2 separate regions of the Homo sapiens genome follow, and region 2 is linked to region 1. Evidence: read pairs that join two places in POLR2A ChIA-PET (ENCODE). Cell type or tissue: PC-9. All regions are shown on one strand. Each heading gives the region's core, and the rest is flanking DNA. Links, peaks and the distances in the headings are about the cores only. Region 1 holds the start of MIR1293 (microRNA 1293). Region 2 overlaps NCKAP5L (NCK associated protein 5 like).

What was found. Peaks named below come from ENCODE experiments on the same cell type or tissue, not always from the same donor. Only the 100,000 strongest peaks of a DNase experiment are listed, where the experiment ranks them.
Region 2: POLR2A ChIA-PET joins it to region 1 with 26 read pairs; 2 of 35 experiments call an interaction of 5 or more read pairs at or near these places.

The regions. Positions count from the first base shown.
Region 1 is chr12:50,226,714-50,239,229 of GRCh38, forward strand. It overlaps LIMA1 (LIM domain and actin binding 1), which reads right to left. Exons shown (of 11, transcript NM_016357.5): 3 at 4,952-4,997. It overlaps MIR1293 (microRNA 1293), which reads right to left and starts at 7,499; the gene lies at 7,429-7,499. RefSeq lists enhancers at 5,656-5,705, 8,143-8,644, 8,645-9,144 and a silencer at 7,802-7,941. In PC-9, for the core only: no CTCF peak of the experiment used is centred there; a DNase peak (open chromatin) is centred at 7,868; H3K27ac peaks cover 422 bases.
Region 2 is chr12:49,805,305-49,817,820 of GRCh38, forward strand. NCKAP5L (NCK associated protein 5 like) reads right to left here. Exons shown (of 13, transcript NM_001037806.4): 2 at 676-737. It also overlaps the pseudogene NMTRQ-TTG6-1. Among named protein-coding and RNA genes, the nearest start is that of NCKAP5L, 17 kb to the right of the region's middle. In PC-9, for the core only: no CTCF peak of the experiment used is centred there; no DNase peak of the experiment used is centred there.

The DNA of each region.
Region 1 (12,516 bases), core at 3,135-11,134:
CTGTAATCCTAGCTACTCGGGAGGCTGAGGCAGGAGAATCGCTTGAACCCGGGAGGCGGAGGTTGCAGTGAGCTGCGATCATGCCACTGCACTCCAGCCTGGCGAAAGAGCAAGATTCCATATGAAAAAAAAAAAAAAAGATTTCTTCTCATTTATCTGGCCACTACTCAGTTTCATAATTTAGTAATTCTTTTTCTTTTTTTTTTTTTTTTACAGGTTTCTCCTCCTCTGTCCCTCCCTTATATGGTGGGGTCCCTCAGGGTTTTTGTCTTAGGTCCTCTGCTTTGCTTACTTTACATATTCTCTGTATATGATGTTATTCATCCCGATTTCACCCACCATATAGATTATAGTATCAACAAATACATAGATAGATGTATACTGTGTATCTATATAGACAGAGTTATAGAACTTATCTCTAGATAGACATCTCTCCTTTTCTACCAATTCTACCTGGAAGTGCTAGAGGCATCTTAAACTCCTTCTTGATTAAGGTTGAAGTCTTCACTTTCTTTTTTCTTTTCTTTTTTTTTTTTTTTTTTTGAGATGGAGTCTTGCTCTGTCACCCAGGCTGGAGTGCAGTGGTGCAATCTTGGCTCACCACAGCCTCTGCCTCCTGGGTTCAAGCAATTCTCCTGCCTCAGTCTCCCGAGTAGCTGGGATTACAGGCGTGAGCCACCAAGCCCGGCTAATTTTTTGTATTTTTAGTAGAGATGGGGTTTCACCATGTTGGCTAAGCTGGTCTCGAACTCCTGACCTCAGGTGATCCACCCGCCTCAGCCGGGATTACAGATGTGAGCCACCGTGCCAGGCCCGAAGTCTTCCCTTTACTCCTCACTCTCTAACCTGTTTCTTTTCTTGAATTGTCTATCTTGGTGAATGCGACAACCATCTTTTCATCTGTCAAGTAGGCCTGTTCTCTTATGCCTTCATGCTGTGCGTGTGCTGCTTCCTCCATCTAGAATACAAAGATTCTGCCACTCCCTGTCGCCTCTGCTTAGCTAATTCCTCTTGGTCCTTTAGGGTTGAGTCAGGCACTGCCTCTTCTGGGAAGCCTTTCTAGATGTAGCACAGTTCAGATCCCTCCTAAATTCTCCCCCAGCCCACTCTGAGTATTTATTTGATATGGTAATTTTTTTTTTCTTTTTTTTTTTTTTGAGACGGAGTCTCGCTCTGTCACCCAGGCTGGAGTGTGGAGTGCAGTGGCGCGGTCTTGGCTCACTGCAAGCTCCGCCTCCTGGGTTCATGCCATTCTCCTGCCTCAGCCTCCCGAGTAGCTAGGACTACAGGCGCCCGCCACCGTGCCCGGCTAATTTTTGTATTTTTAGTAGAGACGGGGTTTCACCGTGTTAGCCAGGATGGTCTCGATCTCCTGACCTTGTGATCCGCCCGCCTCGGCCTCCCAAAGTGCTGGGATTACAGGCTTGAGCCACCGCGCCGGGCCTGATATGGTACTTATCACACCTGGGTTGTAATTCTATTTTCCAAATTCTAAACAGTCCCTTTGGAGGTAGAGAATACATCTTATTCTTCTTGTGTCTTCAGGAGCTGGAACATAAGAGATGCTCCACATATGATTGTCTATACTCGTGGGGTCAACTTCTCTTAACCCACTGTCTTGAACCTAGTCCAATTCAGGCCTCTATTCTACCACTCCCAAACAACACAAGATGACCAATGACCTTCATGTTGCCAAATCCGATGGTCAATTCTCAGCTTACCTGTGTGTTTGATTCTGTTAACTCCCCTTCTAGAAACACTTTCTTCACTCGGCTTCTGGCACTTGTTTCCTCTGCTGGTTACTCCTTATATCTCCAACCTTTAAACACCAAGGTGCCCCTGAGCTAAGTCATGAGACCACTTCTCTGTCTACACTCACTTCCTAGCTTATATCATGCACCTCATAGCTTTAAGTACCACTGACACTTTGACACATGTCCATTTTATCCGCAGCGGGGATCTCTTCCAATTCTAGATTTTTATATAGTATCCAAGTTCCTACTGACATTTCCATTTGGATGTCTTAATAAAACATGTTACAGTTTACATGTGCAAAACTGAGCTTCTACTATTTCTCCCTCTCTAATCTGCTTTTACTGTAGTCTTCCCCATCTCAATTAATGGTATTTTAATTTAATTGTGTTTGGGCCAAAAACATTGTTGCTATTCTTTTATTTTTTACTTTTTGTAATAGAGATGGGGTCTGCTATATTGCCCAGGCTGATCTTGAACTCCTGACCTCAAGTGATCCTTCTGCCTTGACCTCCCAAAGTTCTGGGATTACAGGCACAAGCCACTGTGGCAGAGCCACTGCTGCCATTCTTGATTCTTCTTTCTCTCTACATTCAACATACATCCTGACCACTTCTCAACACCTATACTGCTACTACTCTAGTCCAAACCATATTATACCTGGCCTAAATCATTATAATTGTCTCTTAATTGGTCTCCATGCTCCTGCCATTATTGTTCCTCTACATTCTCTTCCTTCTATTTTTTTACATTTAAAAAATAGAGATACAGGGTCTCACTAGGTTGCCCAGGCTAGTCTTGAACTCCTGGCCTCAAGCAATCCTCCCACCTCGGCCTCCTGCGATCCTCCCGCCTTGGCCTCCTAAAGTGCTGGGATTAGAGCCTTCTCTTCAGCCATAAAAAAGGATGAGTTCATGTCCTTTGCAGGGACATGGATGAAGCTGGAAACCATCATTCTCAGCAAACTATCGCAAGGACAAAAAACCAAACACCGCATGTTCTTACTCACAGGTGGGAATTGAACAATGAGAACACTTGGACACAGGAAGGGGAACATCACACACACGGGGGCCTGTTGTGGGGTGGGGAGAGCGGGGAGGGATAGCATTAGGAGATATACCTAATGTAAATGACGAGTTAATGGGTGCAGCACACCAACATGGCACATGTATACATATGTAACAAACCTGCATGTTGTGCACATGTACCCTAGAACTTAAAGTATAATAATAAAAAAAGAAAAAAAAATTTAAGTCAGACCACATCACTCCTTTGCATATAAACCCTCTCCAAAGGCCTCCTTGCATTCAGAGTTAAAGCCCAGGTCTTTACAATGACACCATTTGACCTTTCTCTTCTATTCCTCAAACACACCAAGACTGTTCTTGCCTGAGGACATCCGCACAAGCGGTTCCTTCTGCCTGACTCTTCTCCCTGGCTCATGTCTTCAAATCTCTGCTCAAACGTTTCCTCACCACAGGCCTTCATTGACCACCCTAGACTCTATCCTCCTTACCTGCCTCATGCTGTTCCACAGCACTAATCACTACTGACACAATTTCTTTTTTAAATTTTTTTATTTTTTTTGAGACGGGGTCTCACTCTGTCGCCCAGGCTGGAGTGCAGTGGTGCTATCTCGGCTTACTGCAATCTCTGCCTCCCGGGTTCAAGTGATTCTCCTGGCTCAGCCTCCAGAGTAGCTGGGACTACAGGCATGTGCCAACACACTCAGCTAATTTTTGTATTTTTAGTGGAGACAAGGTTTCACCATCTTGGCCAGGTTGGTCTCCCAACTCCTAACTTCAGGTGATCTGCCTGCCTCGGCCTCCCAAAGTGCTGGGATTATAGGCGTGAGCCACCGCGCCCAGCCATACTGACACAATTTCTTTATTGTCTGTCTTTTGCACTAGAATGTAAATTCCACGAGGGCTGGGATGTAGTCTGTGCTTGGCATGTAGTAGGTGCTCAGTGAAAACTTGTTAAATGGATGACAGTGAAGGGAAGGAAGAAAGAAAGGAGCAAGTTGGGGGAAAAACAGAGGCAAGAGGGAAGGAAGAAAAGAAACCAGCAGTTGAGTAAAGTAATGGTAGTTTTTTCTTTTTTTCTTTTTCTTTTTTTTTGAGACAGAGTCTCGCTCTGGCTGACTGCAGAGTCAAGCTGGAGTGCAGTTGCGTGATCTCGGCTCACTGCAAGCTCCGCCTCCCAGGTTCACGCCATTCTCCTGCCTCAGCCTCCCGAGTAGCTGGGACTACAGGCGCCCGCCACCACGCCCGGCTAATTTTTTTGTATTTTTAGTACAGACGGGGTTTCACCGTGTTAGCCAGGATGGTCTCGATCTCTTGACCTCGTGATCTGCCCGCCTCGGTCTCCCAAAGTGCTGGGATTACAGGCGTGAGCCACCGCACCCGGCCAGTTTTTTCTTATAATGCACCAGAGGAGACCCATTTTTTAATTACAGGAAAATGAAGCCAAGGACCTTAGCCTTAGAACAAATTTACAGGAACATATTATGCACTAATTTAAATAGGTTAGCTACTGAAAACTGCCAGGAGGATGTTTTTGTAATGCCATCCGAATTAAGGAATTATTGACCAAACATATGAGTTTTTTTCCTCACAAGATTAAATCAAGTAAAATTTCAAAAGACATGTATTATTCAGCCTCACCGGAAGTTAGCAAGCACGGAGACTAGAGAACGGGTAGAAGCAGAGAGTTTATTCTGGAGGTTTTTGTCTTTGGTAGATCCTGCAGCTAGGAAACTTGCTAACTAGATTGGGTCAAGAAGTTTGCTTTAAACAAAAAACCCAGAAGATGACAACAGCTGCACAGCTACTACCATTTAAATGCACAGATGTAGAAGTTCTGATTGTCTGATTTGGAAAAAAGGAAGACCACCTAGGAAACCCTGTGTTCTCATTTGAGTAGAAGCCATTTTACTAACCTCAGGCAAGCATTTGGCCTCTTGTCCTTCACTCAACACAGGAAAGAAAAAGTGGTTCAAAAGGAGAAAAGCAGTGAAAAAATAAGATTCCCTGCACTAAGCCAAGTTGTCCTGAGCAAATGGCTCAGAGATCACACCAGCTGGCACAAATGTCCACTCAGCTGACATAGAACCCAAGCCCCACAGAGGCTGCAGGTGGCTTGGCCACACAATTCTGCTCAAGAAGTGCCACATGCCCTGGAATTTCTGAATACTTACACTTCTCTTCTTCTCCATGTTTGTTTCTTCAGCTGCTTTCTGGTACCTTCAGAGAAGGGAAGGAAAGAATGTCTCAAATTAAACTTATATTTTTACTCTTTCAATTTTTTATCTTTTTTTGAGATGAAGTCTCACGCTTATTGCCCAGGCTGCAGTGCAGTGGTGCGATCTCGGCTCACTGCAACTTCTACCTCCCGGGTTCGAGTGATTCTCCTGTCTCAGCCTCCAGAACAGCTGGGATTACAGGCACCCACCACCATGCCCAGCTAATTTTTGTAGTTTTAGTAGAGATGGGGTTTTACCATGTTGGCCAGGCTGGTCTCGAACTCCTGACCTCAAGTGATCCACCTGCCTCGGCCTCCCAAAGTGAGTGCCCAGCTTTTTTTTTTTTTTTTTTTTTTTTGAGATAGGGTCTCACTCTGTTGCTCAGGCTGGAATCCAGTGGTACAACCATGGTTCATCATGGTTCACTGCAGCCTTGACCTCCCGGGCTCAAGCAAACCTCCTGTCTCAGCCTCCTGAGTGGCTGGGACTATGTAAGTGCACACCACCACACCTGGCTTAATTTTTTTATTTTTGTAGAGATGGGGTCTTGCCATGTTGCCTAGGCTGGTCTCAAACTCCTGAGCTAAAGTGATCCTCATGCTTCAGCCTCCTAAAGTATTGAGATTACAGGCATGAGCCACCAGCCCGGCTACTTTCTTTTTTCTTTTTTTTTTTTTTGAGATGGGATTTCCCTCTGTTACCCAGGCTGAAGTTCAGTAGCGTGATCTTGTCACACTGCAACCTCCGCCTCCAGGGCTCAAGTGATCCCACCACCTCATCCTCCTGAGTAGCTGGGACCACAGATGCACACCACCACACCTGGCTAATTTTGTATTTTTCGTAGAGACAGGGTTTCACCATGTTGACCAGGCCAGTCTCAAACTCCTGAGTTTAAGTGATCTGCTGGCCTCAGCCTCCCCAAATGCTGGGATTACAGGCATGAGCCACCAGGCCCAGCCCCCCAGCCACTTTTAATCTTTAAGAAAACCAGTTCTGGGCTGGGTGAAGTGGCTCATGCCTGTAATCCCAGCACTTCAGAGGCCGAGGTGGGTGGATCGCCTGAGGTCAGGAGTTCAAGACCAGCCTGGCCAGCATGGTGAAACCCCACCTCTACTAAAAATACAAAAATCAGCCAGGCATAGTGGCGCACACCTATAATCCCAGCTACTCGGGGGGCTGAGGGACGAGAATCGCCTCAACCCAGGAGGCGGAGGTTGCAGTGAGCTGAGATCACGCCACTGCACTCTAGCCTAGGTGACGGAGCGAGATTCAAAACAAACAAACCCAAAAAAACAGTCTGCATACCTATTTCTGCCAGCAGTTGCTTTTAATCAACTCTATCAGAAGAAGCTGTAAATCAGAGCAGACCTCACTTCCTGCAGCTATTCCAGTCATCTGCTCTGATATAACAACAAGATCCCCGTGGATAAGGTCAAATGCTGAAACAATTGGATAGAGCAGAAAGTCTAGGCTTTAAGCCCCAGTTTTGCTGCTTATTAACTGTGATCTCTGGCAAGTGACTTAATCTCTCTAAGCCTCAGTTTCCTTATCTAGAAAGAAGTTACAATCTACTTTCAGGATTGCCAGGAAGATTAAATGTAATCATGTGTAAAAACATTTTGAAATTAGTTAAGTCCATACAGCAATGCATTAATTCCAACATATACATTTCCCCTCCCATATTTATGCCTGATATCTTACAATTGTTCTCAGCCAAATGGTTGAGAGATAGTCACATTGCCTGTACATGTTGAATTTAGTGTAAGTTATTGATATTGTCATTTTAACTCAGTTAAAAGTATTTGATGGTACTACATGGTTTTGTTTTGTTTGAGACAGAGTTTCGCTCTTGTTGCCCAGGCTGGAGTGCAATGGCACAATCTCGGCTCACTGCAATCTCCGCCTCCCGGGTTCAAGCATTCTCCTACCCCAGCCTCTCAAGTAGCTAAGATTACAGGCATGTGCCACCATGCCCGGCTAATTTTTGTATTTTTTACTAAAGACAGGGTTTCACCATGTTGGCCAGGCTGGTGTTGAACTCTTGACCTCATGTGATCCACCTGCCTCAGCCTTCCAAAGTGCTGGGATTAAAGGCTTGAGCCACAGCACACAGCTATTATTATATGTTTTAAATGCCACTTAAAAATGTCTTTTAAAAGATCATACTATGTTTGGCATTTAAGGAAAAATTATTTTACATATGCACAAGAGTGATATGTGAGAAAAGTTTGTAATAAGCAGTGATTAGTTTAATCAGCATTTTTTCTTAGAGATGCAAAAATAGTGGCACAGCTATAGTTGATGACATCTTAGATTTCATAAATAATTATTTGTTATTACTTTTATCATTTTGTCATTTTTATTACTTGGATTGGAAGACCTCTGAGAAAAAAATTAAAGTTCTTTTCAAGGAGGAACAGGTTTTCTCCATTTAAAGACTAAGTGGTCCGGAGATTTGTGCAGGTACAAGCTGCACAAATCTCCAGACCACCCAGAACAACCTTTTTTTTTTTTTTTGAGACAGAGTCTTGCTCTGTTGCCCAGGCTGGAGTGCAGTGGCACGATCTCAGCTAGCTGCAACCTCCGCTTCCTGGGTTCAAGTGATTCTCATCCCTCGGCCTCCCAAGTAGCTGGGATTACAGGCATGCCCCACCACACCTGGCTAATTTTTGCATTTTTAGTAGAGACAGGGTTTCACCATGTTGGCCAGGCTTGTCTCGAACTCCTGGCCTCAAGAGATACGCCTGCTTTGGTCTCTCAAACTGCTGAGATTACAGGCATGAGCCACCATGCCTGGCCCTAGAACAACCTTAACCTGGCTTCCTCCAGACCTCTGAGTCATGCATTGAAGTCAGCACCACCACGTGGAGAATCACCATTATGTGCCTCTCCTTGGGCCTGCCTTAGCAGAACTCAGCCCCACCCCTAGAAAAGGGCACTGTCCTCTGCCTAAAGGTAGAATTTCAGAATTCATGAGGCATTTGGAGTAGGAGGTAAAAGAAGAAGAAAAAAAGCAGCCTCAGGCCTGGTGCAGTGGCTCACACCTGTAATCCCAGCACTTTGGGAGGCCGAGCTGGGCGGATCGCTTGAACCCAGGAGTTCGAGACCAGACTGCGCAACACAGTAAAACCCTGTCTCTACGAAAAATACAAAAATTAGCCAGGTGTGGTGCACGCCTGCAGTCCCAGCTACCGGGGAGGCTGAGATAGGAGGATTCCTTGAGCCAGGGAGGTTGAGGCTGCAGCGAGCTACGATCATGCCACTGTACTCTAGCCTGAGCTACAGAGTAAGACCCTGTAGCTTGCCTTGACCTCCAGGACTCAAGCAATTCTCCTACCTCAGCCTTGCAAGAAGCTGGGTCTAAAGACGTCTACCATCACACCCGACTAATTTAAAAAAATTTTTTTTAGTATAGGGTCACGCTATGTTGCCCAAGCTGGTCTCAAACTCCTGAGCTCAAGTGATCCTCCTGTCTCAGCCTTTCAAAGTGTTGAAATTACAGGCATGAGCCACCATGCCCAGCCAAGAAAGAGTATTACATAAAGGGTCTTCCAATCCTATCACTTTTTTTTTTTTTTTTTTTTTTTGAGAAGGAGTCCTGCTCAGTCTCCTAGGCTGGAGTATAGTGGTGTAATCTCGGCTCACTGCAACCTCTGTCTCCCGGGTTCAAGTGATTCTCCTGAGTAGCTGGGATTACAGGTGTGCACCGCTATGCCCGGCTAATTTTTGTTTTTTTACTAGAGACGGGTTTCACCAAGTTTGCCACGCTGGTCTCGAACTCCTGACCTCAAGTGATCCACCAGCCTTGGCCTCCCAAAGTGCTGGGATTACAGGTGTAAGCCACCGTGCCCAGCCCCCAATCCTATCACTGTCTAATTTTAATAATCAGATATTAACAAGCATCTCAGTCGCCATGTAGTACTGCTCTGCAATTGAGCAGAACTCTCTAATGGGGTAGGGTAAAAGGGCTACCAAAAATTTCTGGCACTTCGTTGACCATAACTAGGAAGAAAGTGGGATTAGAACTGCTGTGATTCAATTGACAAGCTGAAAATATATTTGCAACTTATATTACAGACAAAAAATTAATTTCCCTAGAATATAAATAACTACTAATAAGCAGGAAAATGACAACTGAATAAATAAAAAGGCAGATATAAACATACTGTTCACGGCTGGGTGCGGTGTCTCATGCCTGTGATCCCAGCACTTCGGGAGATGGAGGTGGGTGGATCACCTGAGGTCAGGAGTTGGAAACCAGCCCCGCCAACCTGGCAAAACCCTGTCTCTACTAAACATACAAAAATTAGCCAGGCATGGTGGTAGGCACCTGAAATTCCAGCTACTAGAGAGACTGAGGCACGAGAATCGCCTGAACCCGGGAGGTGGAGGTTGCAGTGAGCCGAGATTGCACCACTGCACTCTGGCCTGGGTGACAGAGCCAGACTCCATCTCAAAAAAAACAAAAACATACAGTTCACAAAAAGAACATCTCATGACTCTTAAACAGAAAAGATGTTCAACCTCAAAATGCAAATTCAAACAATGCTAACAACATTTTACCTATTAAGTAGGAAAATATTTTTTTTTCTTTTTTTTTTTTTTTGACATGGAGTCTCACTCTGTCGCCCAGGCTGGAGTGCAGTGGCGTGATCTCGGCTCACTGCAACGTCTGCCTCCCAGGTTCAAGTGATTCTCCTGCCTCAGCCTCCCAAGTAGCTGGGATTACAGGCACGCACCACCACACCCGGATAAGCTTTTTGTATTTTTAGTAGAGATGAGGTTTCACCATGTTGGCCAGACTGGTCTCCAACTCCTGACCTCAGGTGTCCGCCTGCCTCAGCCTCCCAAAGTGCTGGGATTACAGGCGTGAGCCACCGCACCCGGCCGGAAAAGATTTTCTTAAAAAGCTAATATGCAGGGGGTTCCCTTTCTCGGCTTGGAGTCCTTCTCCCTCTGTCTCTGTATGGGGAAGCTGCTTCTTCCGTCTTTCTTGCCTATTAAAGACTCTCTGCTCCTTAAAACCACACACACACACACACACACGCACACGCACACAGCTAATAAGCTAATATGCAGTTGGGTTGGGTAGCTCATGCTTGTAATCCCAGTAATCCCAGCGCTTTGGGAAGTGGAGGCGATAGGATTGCTTGAGGTCAGGAGTTCGAGGCTGCCGTGGGCTGTCATTGTACCACCGAACTTCTGTTTAAAACAAATAAACAAACAAAAAAGGCTAATATGGGACATTGGTGAGGGTATGGGGAAACAGGTTCTGTCTTACATTGCTGGTGGGAAGGTAAATTGGTAAAACCTTTATAGAAGGCATTTTGTCTATGCCTTCTTTAATATCTGCCAAAATTATAAAAGCACAAATGTTATAATTTACCAATTCTTTCTGCTCCCAGAATTTGTCCTATAGATACACTAAAAAAAGATTTTAATATTGGATTATTTATCATAGCATTAAATATAACAGCAAAAGACTGAGAACAACCTGAATGTCCGTTAGCAGAGGAGTGGTAAATTATAATGTATATGTATAATGAAATACTGTGCAGCAACAAAAGGACAAAGGGAAGGTGGTAGTGATTGTACAATAATATGAATGTACTTAATGCCACTGAACTGTGTTCTTAAAAGTGGTTGGCCAGGTGCAGTGGCTCACGCCTGTAATCCCAGCACTTTGGGAGGCCAAGGCGGGCGGATCTCCTGAGGTCAGGAGTTTAAGGCCAGCCTGGCCAACATGGTGAAACCCCATCTCTACTAAAAATATAAAGATTAGCTGGGCATGGTGGCTCATGCCTGTAGTCCCAGCAACTCGAGCGGCTGAGGCACGAGAATCCTTTGAATCTGGGAGGTGGAGGTTGCAGTAAGCTGAGATCACACCACCGCACTCCAGCCTGGGCAACAGAGTGAGACTCGGTCTCAAAAAAAAAAGAAAAAAAGTGGTTAAAATGGTAAATTTTATGTTATATACTGTGTATTTTACCACAGTTAAAACAAAACAGTATGATACTGGCATAAAGACAGATATACAGACCAATGGAACAGAACACACAGCCCAGAAATAAACCCTTACATGTATGGTCAGATAATTTTTTGACAAGGGTGCCAAGACCATCCAGTGGGGAAAGGAAAATCTTTTCAACAAATGGTGCTAGGAAAACTGGATAGCCACATGCAAAAAAATGAAATTGGACTACCATATACAAAAATTAAGTCAAATGGATCAAAGACCTAACTATAAGAGCTGAAACTATAAAACTCTTGGTTGAAACATATGGGAAAAGTCTCATGACACTGGATTTGGCAATGATTTTTTGAAATTTATTTTTTGTCGTTTTTCTTTCTTATTCTTGTTTTTCTTATTTTTTCATCTTATTTTAATTTTTTATTATCTTTTGATCATCTCATCATTACAAGATTTGGTAATGCCTTATTGGAATACAACACCAAAAGCACAGGCACAAAAGAAAAAACAAACTAGACTTCAGTAAAATTAAAAACTTTTCTGAGGCTTGGCATGGTGGCTCACACCTGTAATCTCAGCACTTTGGGAGGCCAAGGTGGGCGGATCATGTGAGGTCAGGAGTTCAAGACCAGCCTGGCCAACATGACGAAACCTTGTCTCTACTAAAAATACAAAAATTAGCCAGGTGTGGTGGTGGGCACCTATAATCCCCGCTACTTGGGAGGCTGAGGCTGGTGAATCATTTGAACCCAGGAGGTGGAGATTGCAGTGAGCCGAGATTGCGCCACTGCACTCCAGCCCTGGCGACAAAGCAAGACTCTGTCTCAAAAAAAACAAAACAAAACAAACAAAAAAAGACAAAAAAAACTTTTGCGCATCAAAGAACACTATCAACAAGCCGGGTGCAGTGGCTCATGACTGTAATCCCAGCACTTTGGCAGGCCGAGGCAGGTGGATCACTTGAGGTCAGTCAAGACTGGCCAACATGGTAAAACCCCGTCTCTACTAAAAATATAAAAATTAGCTGGGTGTGGTGGTGGGTACCTGTAATCCCAGCTATTGAGGAGGCTGAGGCAGGAGAATCGCTTGAACCTGGTAGGTGGAGGTTGCAGTGAGCTGAGATTGCACCACTGCACTCCAGCCTGGGCGACAGAGCGAGGCTCTGTCTCACGAAGAAAAAAAAAATCATGAAGAAAAAAAAAAAGAACATTATCAACAAAGTGAAAAGTTCCCATGGAGTGGGAGAAAATATTTGCAACTCATATTTGAGTTTTAAGTAACAAAAATGAGATAATGTGATACATACTATTCTGCTTCTCCCTTTCTCCATTTCAGAGAGAAATTCAGAGAAGCTGACATTTTCATTCGAGAAATACTTATTGCTGTCTACTATGTTCCAAGCACTAGAGAAAAAGTAACGAAAGAAATAACCAAAACAGACATAATATCTGCTCTCCGATGCTTACAATTTAGACACTAAAAACAGAAGCACACAAATATACATACACATACACACACACAGAGTGGTAAGTCCTTTGAAAAAAAAGAA
Region 2 (12,516 bases), core at 204-8,203, 420 kb before region 1:
GAAGCTCATGACCACATCCAGCACGGCCAGGGCTCAGACCTGCATCACACCATGGGATCCTCCCACCCCACCAAACCATTGCCATTGTTGCTAGCTTGAACTGACTAGTCTTCATCTTCCAATTGAGTTCCAATTTCTCTGCTAGAGAAAAATGCTGTTTTTCTTTCATACAAATATTGTGGAGGTTTCCAGTAGATGGGCAACCCTTCCTATTATAAAAGGGTGGAAGCTTGGTCCATCACTGACTACCCCTTGTGCCATTGAAGCCCCCACAAAAGAAAAATGGGGTTGGGCGTGGTGGCTTATGCCTTGTGACCTCAGCACTTTGGGAGGCCAAGGTGGGAGGATGGCTTACGGCTAGGAGTTCAAGCCCAGCCTGGGCAACATACTGAGACCGCATCTACCAAAAGAAAAAAAAAGAAGTGGGAGGATCCCTTGAGCCCTAGAGTTCGAGGCTGCAGTGAGCTATGATCGCCACTGTGCTCAAGCCTGGGCAACAAAGCAAGACCGTTTCAAAACAAAAATAAAAAGGCTTGGAGCTTTTGGACTATAGGAGAGAGGTGTCCTCAGCAGCTCACCATCGAGCCATCTGAGTGCTTGCTTCCTTATCCTCCACAGTGGAGCCCAGGGGTGCCTCTCCCACCCCCAGCATGCACAGGCCCCAAAGCCCCTCACCTGTCTCTGCCCCCTTACGCAGGTGGGCACACTCACTCTAGCATCCAGAACGGTCACCTTGCCTGTGGAGAAAAAAAAAAAGACGTCAGCCACGCACTTACTGGGCTCCTGCTATGTGCCAGGCACTGGGACACGGGACGAACAGCCAGAGACAGCCCAGCCGCTATGATGCTTCCACTCTATTGGACGAGGCCGACAATGTACAGCGTTGGGTTGTGATAAGGCACTGAGAGATGACAATTAAGCAGAGACCTGAATGAAGTCCAGATGAAATCCTGGAATGGGAAAGCATTTGGGACAGCAGAAAGAGCCAGTGCAAAGGTCCCCATCTCTCAGCCAGGAATCATCAGACAACAGAGGAGACTGAAAAGTCACACCTGGTACTTTACAACCCGGTTCTACAACATACATTGTCTTGCCTCGTGCTCAACAGTTAACCACAACAATGTTAAATGCTATTATCAGTGCCTGTGTTTCAGATGAGGAAACCGAGGAACAGAAAGTTACACTTGCACACACTGTGTTTACCCAGTGTGATGAATAGCACAGGCGCTTTCTTCCACACCATCCCATCCAGTTCTCCTAACAACCCTGGAAGGGGAGCACCCGCCTGCGGGAGGAGGCAGGCTCTGGGGCAGAGGATATTGCCCAAGTCACATGACTACTTCACAAAGCACACCAGACAGGCCTAGATTTTCCCACTCCTCTGCACACACCCAAGCTTCACTGTAAGCTCCACAGTAAAACAGACATTTAAGCTCCGTACAGCCCTAAGGCTCCCTGGAGGCTAGAAACTTGGGCTAGAAATCTGACACTAAAGAATCTCTTTTCTCTTGTTCTCACTTGTAAAACAGGGATAAGAACACTTAGCCCAAAGGGTTGTTGGAGGACAAAATGAGATAATATATGTAGAGTGTCTGGCGTGAATTCCATAAATGGAGACTTTTCATATCATCACCTGCTGACAGAGGCACAGTACAAAGCTATGGGGTTGTTGTGGAGCCTGCTGCTACCTTGTCCGTTCACACAGAGGCCGACTCCGAGTCCCAGGGCCCTTACCCAGGGGTCTCCGCTATAGGGGCACCTGAAGATCTCAGAATGCTGCTCTGCCCACCCTGCCCTCAGAGGCCTCCTCTCCAACTCCTCCCAGCCGGCCCTCCAGCCCCAGGGCCAGCCTTGCCTTCCCTCTTCTCTTCTATACCCCAGAAAGAGAAGCAGCTGGATGTTTGGGGGCTGGGATTACAGTGAAAAGAGAGAATGCTTCTTCGTGTGTGTGTGTGTGTGTGTGTGTGTGTACACAACAGTGGGAAGGGGACTTCTGAAAACACTTGGAGGAAAAGGAAGACCTGTTTAATACTGATTTTTTTATTTTTTAAAGAGACAGGGTCTCACCTCACTGCCCAGGCTGGAGTTCAGTGGCACGTTCATAGCTCACTGCATCCTTGGCCTCCTGGGCTCAAGTGATCTCCTGCCTTAGCCTCCCAAGTGGCTGGGATGAGAGGCACGAGTCACTGTGCCTGGCCTCTAATGCTTATTGTTAATACTGTATAATAATCTGAAGTTTTTTATTTTAACATCATAAAAATGTATCATATTTAACTTGGTTTGCTCATAACATTATCACGTTTGATAGACTTAGAAATATACAGGCCTGGAAAAAAAATGAAAAATATTTAAGAATTATCTTCCTTCCCACACTCAAATGGGGTGAAACCCAGAATGTCTCAGGTCACCTCCAGCATCTGACCAGTGCCACCCTCACCCACAACTCTGGTCTCTGGGCCACTGTCCTCCCACTGCCTGCAGCAACCTGCCCATCGGTCCCCAGCGTGTCCCTCAATCCCCTCACCATCAGAGGGGCTAGGGTGTGGCTGAGGTATGCTGTGGAGGAAGAGAAAAAAGTTGGGAGGGTGAGGGAAAGGAATGGGATGAAGAAGGCAGCATTCGGGGTCTGGAAAAGGATAACGCTAAGGACCGGGAAACCCTAAGATTTGTGTTCTTCACAAGAAAGCAACAACGAAACAATGTAGAGTATCTTTTCCCAAAATAATAAAAAAGCATCCAGGTTAAGAGCAAGGCCAGGCTGTGAGGACTGGCTGCGGACTCTCTATGTGTGCACGCAGTGGTTTTCTGTGTTGAGGAGCATGGAGACCCCACACACTCCACACAAAGCCAGGCATGGCCCCGATCCACAGCTGAGCCCCTGTGAATCCCAGGCCAGGAGGCCCGAGTTCCACTGAGAATGGGGGAGACCCTCCGATTTATGAGCCAGCCAGTGGTCACAGTTCTTCTTCTCAGAGTGCCCCAGCTGGAGTGGGGCTAGGACTCAGCCCCTCTTCAGGAGAAATACTTTCTGGCCTCACAGCGAGGGGGTCTGGGGTCAGCCCAGGATGAGGGGGCCTCCTCTGCATCTGCAGGGCCGTCACAGTGGAGGGCAGGAAGCTGTCACGGGGAAGAGACCTGCAGGAAAGCTTGGTGGTGGGGAGGAGCACGGGCCATGAGAGTCGGCCCAGAGTCTGAGTTCAAGATTTCTAAAGAAAACTTCCTGCGTCCTTACCCTTCTCTAGGGAAGGTCAAGATCCAGAGAGAGACCACCACCACCAGCTCCAAATCGAAGCCAAGTCAGGAATGTGGCCCTCTGGAGTCTGGGCTTTCTGCCTGCCTCTCATGGGGGATGCCTGCCCAGGCAGGCTTCGCAGTGGTGGTCCCTGCTGCCTCCCCAGGGGCTGAGCACCGCCTCCTCCCTCAGGACCCACAGCTCCTGCTCACAGCCATGAGCTCAGCCCGACCTGGGGCAGGGAAAACCCCAGGCTTCGGGTTTTTGGAATGGCTCTGGTTTCAGACATTCCTCTGGTGGCCCCAACACGTCTGGGACGCTGGGTCTGGACACACAGTGCCGGCCAGGCAGGGTCTGGGAACTCTAACTTGAACTGGAGGCTTCTCCCGCCGGAATTGCCATCCACAAAGGCCTGATTCTGAGGGAGGTGACCTCAGTGCAGGGGGAGGGAGAGAAGGAGGGGGGAGAAGAGCGGAGTCCTCTCTGGCTCGTCCTTCAGAGGGTGTGGGGAGGGGGCCAGTTTTCAGGCAGCCAGGGCCGAGGAAGGAGGAAACTTGCTCAGGGGTCTCTGGGTAACCTGGGCGACCACCATCTCTTCAGCCAAGTCAGTCACGGAGGGCCCCAGCTCTCCCTTCCCCCTTAAAGCCAGGAGGGGACAGGGGCTTTCAGGGCCTCCAAAGAGATCTTACTGTCCTGGCCTTTCAGTTAGCCAGACCAGAAGGGGTCTGTGGCTCCTACCTCCTCTCCAGCAGGGCACAGGCAAGACCCCTCCCTGAACAGAGACCAGGCATGGGAGGAAGGGGCTGGAGAGGCAGGCGGCAGCAAGCCTGTCCTCATTCCCTCACCCCGGCCCTTAGCCAAGGCCTCCTGGCCCCTGGTGAGCCCCTCATTCACCAGCTGTTCCCCCCAGAGTCCTCTAGGGAGAGAAGCCAGGGACCAGGAGTGGGGGAGGGTGGGCAGCTGTAGGAAGGCAGAGATGGAGAGCTCACTTAATCACAGAATCACCCGTAACACCAACCGCTTCCCTCCGCACCCTCCCCAGCTGCTTTCTGGAATCCCTCTTACCCTCCCAGCCCTTTTACCAGTCACACCCAAGAATCCACTTGTAAACAGCAACTTCTGTCCCCACAGCAAACACCCTTTCCAGCCAAGATCAGCCCTGGGCTGCTGAGGAGTGTGGGGAGGGATAGGAGGACTGAGGCCTGGCTCCCAGGGCACTTCTAGCCTGAAAGGGGCCACTTAATCCCTGACCCAAAGCATCTTTCAGCCCTGAGAATTCCAACTGGTCTCCTCCCCATTCAGGGTAAGAGGGCAGACAAGAATTTCCTTCCCTCCTCCTGACAACTGGTACTGGAGACACAATAGCCCTTCTGAGAGGCATCTGTCTTGGAAGGGGCCCCCTACATCCCCCCAACTTCCGTTTCACAGGCACTCCAAGCACCTCAACCACCATGGTGTGAGTTCTTCCAAACCAGCTGCAGGATAGGTCCTCGGCCCTTCCAGGAAGGGAAGAAGGAAGGGCAGTCGTGTTATAAGCCCCAAAGGCCTCCAGATTTCAACATCCCTCATCTCCCCTCCCTCAGAGCCCTCCTGCTCCCTGTCCACAGCATAACCCAGTAACAAAACTAGCAGCTGCCGGGGGTGGGGGGAGGGAAGGGGGTGGGGAGAGGGAAGGGGTGCCGACACAATGGGTTTATTTATAGGACCACACACCAGGGGCTCTGCAGCCAAGTGGCCCAGGCCCCACTCCCAAAAGTCCAGCCCAGGCCGTCCTAGCCCAGCCGAGGGTACTGGAAACAGCCTTAGACCGGAAGGCAGAAGAGTCTAGGCATGGAGTCCAGTTCGAACTCTGCAATTAACTTATGTGCTGTGTGACTAGGCAAATCATTCCGTCTCCCCGAGATGAGTTTCTTCACGCCAAGTGGTTGTTGTTCTGCCACAGTGGTTCCCACAGTGGGGCCTAGGCACCCTGTGGCCCTCTCCAGGGGTCTGTAAGGTCAAAGCTGTTTTCCTAATACTACTACTAAGACACTATCTGCCTTTATTACTCTCATTCTCTCCTGAGTGTACAGTGGCATTTTCCAGATACTATGCTGTGTGATACCGCAAAAGATTGAATACCGAAGCAGACAGGAGAAGCCAGCTTCCTTCTATTAAGTCAGACAGAAGAAATTTGCAAAAATAGAGAACAATGACTTATTATTATTTGTGTTTTTGGAACATATACAATTAAATTTTTAAATAAAATATGTTAACATGTGATGGGTTTATTGCTATTTTTAAACAAATTAATTAAATAACTGTAAGTATAACATTTATAAACAAAAGCTCTTCGGGGTCCTCAAGTTTTAAGCGTATAGAAGGGTCCTCAGACCAAAAAGTTGGAGTCATTTTTCTAGAACAGTGCTGTCCAGTAGAACTTTCTGTAATAATGAACATGCTTAGTCTGTACTATCCAACATGGAAGCTATCTATTAGCTACACCTGGCTGCCGAACACTTGAAATGTGGCTAGTCCAACTGAGGAACTGAATTTTACATTTAATTTTAGATAGCCACATGCGAGCTCAAGAAGTTCCCTGGGATTCCTCAACTTGCGTATTCTAGGACAATGCTTCTTTCCACAAGGAGTGGGTGTTGCAAAGGGACTCCTGTCCCCAGGCTTGTGCTTACGCGCTCTCTCACTCTCTTCCCCACCACAGAAGGCCAGCTCAGCCCCACTGTCAGTCCAGCCTGGCAATCCTGCCCAGCTCAAGTAAGAGAGCTGCTCTCTCATTCTGTGCCATGAGTAGCACACACCCTCTCCACTCTCCTATAACTTCTGGCTTACCACCCTCCTGTTTCCCCAGAGGATTAAAGCCAGCAGAGGGGAACCCCCTCACACCTCCTGCCGCCACCCTCCCATCCCCCTCGGAACCCTCCCCACCTCCTCATCCACTATTACAGCAGATGAGTTGCCTGCTCCCGGGCAAAGCCAGTCCTGCTTGTCCCAGACTTTCCCCATTTACGTCTTCAGTATCTACCTCCTGAAGACAGCTTTCTCATCTACCCTTTAAAACTTAAAATCTTTAAATCTTAAAAACAATCTTCTCGTTGGGCACAGTGGCTCACACCTGTAGTCCCAGCTACTTGGGAGGCTGAGGTGGGAGGATCACTTGAGGGACTCCGAGTCTGCAGCGAGCTATGACCCGGCTACTGCTGCACTCCAGCCTGGGCGACAAAGAGGGACCCTTTTTATTCTCTTAAACAAACAAAAACAACAATCTTTGCTTGACATTTTCCCAGATACTGCCAAATTTCAAAAAATACTCTAGATACTTCAAAGCCAAACTTCTCAAAAAACAAAAAAGAAAATCCCAAAACCATCTTCTCATTGTTCCCTTAACCTGGTCCGACTTCAGTGGTAACCACCACGATGCTAAATCCAAACAATATTTTTCAGTCCTCATTGCCATCGCAGGTATAAGACCTCTGTGACCACTTCCTCCTGGACTTTTTTTTAAGCTTTGAGACAGTCCATGTCTCACACAATTCACCCACTGAAAGTGTACAATTCAGTGGTTCTTAGTATACTCAGAGATACGTGCAATCATCAACATGGTTAATTTTAGAACACTTTTATTAGCTTTTATTGTTCCTTTCCTTAACACTGCCCCCTCCCCACCCAGTCACAGGCAACCACTCATCTATTTTCTGTCTCTATTGAGTTCCCTATTCTGGACATTTCATGTGAATTCAATCATATCATTGGTGCCTTTTACGACTGGCTTCTTTCACTTTGCATGATGTTTTCAAGGTTCATCCATGTTGTTGCACGTATCAGTAGTCCATTCTTTTTGCTTGGTTTTCATCTTTTTTTTTTTTTTAGACAGAGTTTCACTCATGTTGCCCAGGCTGGAGTGCAGTGGCGTGATCTTGGCTCATTGTAACCTCCGCCGCTCAGGTTCAAGCAATTCTCCTGCCTCAGCCTCCTGAGTAGATGGGACTACAGGCGCCCGCCACCACGCCTGGCTAATTTTTGTATTTTTAGTAGAGACGGGGTTTCACCATGTTGTCCAGGCTGATCTCGAACTCCTGACCTCAGGTGATCTTCCTTGGCCTCCCAAAGTGCTGGGATTACAGGCATGAGCCACCACACCCAGCCTCCATTCCTTTGTATGGGTGAACAGTGCTCCACTGTATGGGCCAGCCACAGTTTATCCATCCATTCTACTGATGAACATTTGGCTTGTTTTCACTTTTTAGCTATTATGAATATTGCTATGATCATTTATGTAGTTATCCCTTGGCATCCCCAGGGGATTGGATCTAGGTCCCTTGCAAAAACCAAAATCTGAGGACGCTCAAGTCCCTTATATAAAAAATGGTACAGTATTTGCATAAAACCTAAACACTTCCTCTGGTGTACTTTATAAATCATCTCCAGGCTTCTTATAATATCTAATACAGTGTAAATGCTATGTAAACAGTTGTTACTGTATTATTGTATTATTTTTATTTTATTGTTATTTTTTAATTGATTTTTCCCCCAAATATTTTTGGCCCACAGTTGGTTGGACCCTGCAAATGTGGATCACTACACAAGTTTTTGTATAGATGTATGTTTTCCTTTCTCTTGGGTATATACTTAGGAGTAGAATTGCTGGGTTATATAATAATTGCAGGTTTAATCATTTGAGGAACTGTCAGATTGTTGTCCAGAGCAGGTGTACCATTTTATAATACCACCAGCAGTGTATGAGGGTTCCAATTTCTCCATACCGTCACCACTTATTATTTGATCTGCTGATTCCAGCCACCCAGTAAGTGTGAAGTGAGATTTTATTGTGGTTTGAGTTTGTACCTCCCTGATGACTAATGATGTTAAACATCTTTGCATGTGCTTATTGGCCATTTGCATCTCTTCCTTGGAGAAATGTTTTTCAAATTTTTGCTGATTTTTAAATTGGGGATTGTGTCTTTTTATTATCTAATTGTGAGAATTCTTTATTTTTATTTTTTACTTTTTTTGAGATGGAGTCTCACTCTGTCGCTCAGGCTGAAGTGCAGTGGCGCGATTTCAGCTCACTGCCGCCTCCACCTCCTGGGTTCAAGCAGTTCTCCTGTCTCAGCCGTCCGAGTACCTGGGATTACAGGCATGTGCCACCACACCTGACTAATTTTTGTATTTTTAGTAGAGATGGGGTTTCACCATGTTGGCCAGGCTGGTCTCCAACTCCTGGCCTCAAGTGATCTGCCCGCCTCGGCCTTCCAAAGTGCTGGGATTACAGGCATGAGACACTGCGCCTGGCCTACATTTTTTTTTTAAGAGACAAGATCTGGCTCTATCACTTAGGCCGGAGTGCACTGCCACAGTCATAGTTTACTGTAACTTCAGACTCCTAGGCTCAAGTGGTCCTCCCACTTCAGCCTCCCAGGTAACTAGGACTACCACAGCTGGCTAATTTTAAAATTTTTTGTAAAGACAGGGTCTTGCCATACTGCCCAGGCTGATCTTGAACTCCTCCTAGTAATCCTCCTGCCTTGGCCTCCCAAAGCACTGGGATTACAGGGATGAGCAACTTTGCCCAGCCTAGTTTTCAGAATTCTTTACATATTCTAGATACAAGTCCTTTATTTTATATTTATATATATATATATATATATGATTTGAAAATATTTTCTTCCAGCCGGGTGTGGTGGCTCAAGCCTGTAACCCCAGCGCTTTGGGAGGCCGAAGTGGGCGGATCACGAGGTCAGAAGTTCGAGACCAGCCTGGCCAACATAGTGAAAGCCCGTCTCTACTAAAAATACAAAAAATTAGCTGGGTGTGGTGGTGTGCGCCTGTAATCCCAGCTATTCGGGAGGCTGAGGCAGGAGAACCGTGTGAACCCGGGAGGTGGAGGCTGCAGTGAGCCGAGATAGTGCCATTGCACTCCAGCCTGGGCGACAGTGTGAGACACCGTCTCAAAAAAAAAAAAAAAAGAAAAAGAAAATATTTTCTTCCATTCTGTGGGCTGTCTTTTCACTTTCTTGAGGGTATCCACTTCTTCCTGGATGACTTTTCCCTTGCCTATTACATTCCCCTGCTCCTCCCACCCCTCTTCCACCTCTTCTTCTGTGTGCCTATGTGTTACTTTATGTATAAATACATACTTAAAAAAAAGACATAGTAGCACGTTCTCATGGTTCCACATCTTTCTTTAGCAGAACAATTTTTAGAAAATGAAACTATAGCCTTTATATGGATCTTATCCGTTTTTCTATCAATATTCTGTTCCAAGATCCAATCCAGGATTCCACAGGGTACTTGGTCACCCAGTCTCCTTAGTGTCTACAATTCATGACAATCCCTCGACCTTTCCTTACCTTTCATCATTGTAACACTTCTGAAGGGACTGGTCAACATTTTGGAGAATGTCCTCCAATTTGGGTTGTTTGATGTTCTCACTAATTAGACTGAGGTTATATGCTTTGAGAAGAATACCACGGAGGTGATATGCCTTCCCCAGGGCATTATATCTGAGGACACACATGATATCAAGGTTTCTTGTTCCTGGTGATGTTTTAACCTCATCACTTGGTTAGGCAGTATCTATTAATTGGTTTCTCCATTATAAAGTCACTATTTTTCCTTTTGTAATTAAATATTTTTGGGGGCAATACTTTGGACTATGTAAATATCCTGTTTCTCCTTAAATTTTCACCCAGCAATTTTTTTACCAAAATCAGTGGATCTTGCTTGTAGCAATTACTATGGTGCTCTAAAACATAATTTTCAATTTCTTATCTTCCTTCTATATTTATTAATTGCAAGTTTTCTATAAGGAATAATTGTCCCTTCATCCCATTTAATCATGTATTTATATTGGTATGGATGAACTGGATATTTATTTTAATCTTTGGGTTATAATCCAATAATATTATCACATTTCATTGCTCAAATTCCAGCTATGGCCATTGGCCATTGAGAATCTTTCAGGTTGGGTCCTTCTTTCAACATGCTTCCTTTTCTTTTTAAGACAAGTCTTGCCCTGTTGCCCAGGCTGGAGTGCAATGGCGTGATCTCGGCTCAAGCGATTCTCATGCCTCAGCCTCCTGAGTAGCTGGGACCACAGGTGTGTGCTGCTACACCTGGTTAATTTTTATATTTTTAGTAGAGATGGGGTTTCACCACGTTGGCCAGGCTGGTTTCGAACTCCTGACCTCAAGAGCTCCACCCACCTGGGCCTCCCAAAGTGCTGGGATTACAGGCTTAAGTCACCACACCCGGCCAGTGCTTCCTTTTTTTTTAAGCACTCTCTTGCCATAAGATGTTCCCGGCTTATCTTGTATTTTCCTTGCCACAAACACTTTTCCAAGGAGCTCCACCATAGCAACCTTCTAAAACTATAAATCTGATGGTGTTCTTCCCACTTCAAATCTTCCCACGACCTCCTACTGCTTTTGGGAACGACCAAAGCCCTCAACACAACCCTCAAAGCTCTGCCTTTGTCTGGCCCCAGAGCAACTCTTCGGACAAGCTTTCCTGGACTCGTGCAGCCTCATTGTTCTGTCTTCTACAAGTGCCTCCTGCAAGATCAGTATTTCCAAATGCAATGCATTGTGTTCTTGAACATTCCCTGTGAAGAGGAGGGGACTCCCTATACTGTTAGAAGGGGAGCTCCCCGAGGAGAGGCCCTTCCTTGTATTTCTGCACTCCCTGCCACGCCCTCTGCCAGTGTACCACTCCTACCAACCAGACCAGGCCCTGAGCCACCCTGCCCCCTGCAGAACTGGTGATCTCCTTTCCTTCTCATCAGAAAGAAGGTTAGAAAGAAGGGACAGCTAAGAACATACATGGGCTCATCAGGTTCCCCAAAAGACCCCTAACTATCCTCCATCAAATGGCTCTTAGGGCCCATAGGACAAACCATACTGAGGGTGAGGAAGGGACATTTTCAGATTTGTCTCTGACCCTTTCAAAGTTCTCAACCCTCTCAAAAAAAAAAAAAAAAAAAAAAGGCTGGACGCGGTGGCTCATGCCTGTAATCCCAGCACTTTGGGAGGCCAAGGTGGGTGGATTACGAGGTCAGGAGTTCGAGTCCAGCCTGATCAACATGGTGAAACCCTGTCTTTACTAAAAATACAAAAATTAGCCAGGCATGGTGGCACGCGCCTGTGATCCAGCTACTTGGGAGGCTGAGGCAGAAGAATTGCTTGAACCTGAGAGGCTGAGGTTGTGGTGAGCTGAAATCGCGCCACTGTACTCCAGCCTGGGTGACAGAGTGAGAGTCTGTCTCATAAAAAAAAAAAAAAAGTTCTCAACCCAATCTTAGACCGCAGTGACTCTCTCTGGCAAATAGTACTAACCTATTAATTCTACAGATATTTCTGAACCGACAAACTTACTAGGAAATGCAATGCTTGGGTATATAGCTGGGGGCGATTCAGAGAAGGGTCAGCTCTTGGGCTTCTTGGAGCTTTCAGTCTATAGGGGACATAAGACATGCAAGAAAAAAAAATCAGTAGCCTTTCTATATGTTAACAACGAACTACCTAAAAAAGTACAAAATAGTAAAATATTGGGAATAAGTTTAACCAAGGAGGTGAAGGATCTCTACACTAAAAACTATAAAACACTGATAAAAGAAATTGACATGAATAACTGGAAAGATGTCCCATGTTCAGGGATTGGAAGAATTAATATTTTTTAAATGTCCATAAATACCCAAAGCAATCTACAGATTCAATGCAATCCCTATCAAGATATCAATTATATTTTTCATAGAAATAGGAAAAAAAATCCTAAAACTCATATGGAACCATAAAAGACCCCAAATAGCCAAAGCAATACATCTCACAAAAGAATTACTTTGATAGAGTAAACAATAGAGGTTAAAATCCTCTTATTTCTAGAATATAGGAATTGAACCTACCCCTGAGAATCCAAAATTCTCCATGCTACCTATCACACCACATCCTAGAGTAAAGCCAGGTAAATAAGCTGAGCAAAAGTTTGTTCTTGAGCAAAAGAACAAACTTGGAGGCATTACACTAACTGATTTGAAGAACCTACTACAAAGCTATAGTAATCAAAATAGCATGGTACTGGCATAAAAACAGATACTAGATGAATGGTTCAGAATAGAGAGACCAGAAATAAATCCACATGTTTACAGTTAATTGATTGCTGACAAAGATGCCAAGAACATACAACAGGGAAAGACAGTCTCCTTAGTAATTAGTGTTGAGAAAACTGGATATTCACATGCAGAAGACTGAAATTAGATTAGACCCTCATCTCACACCATATATAAAAATCAA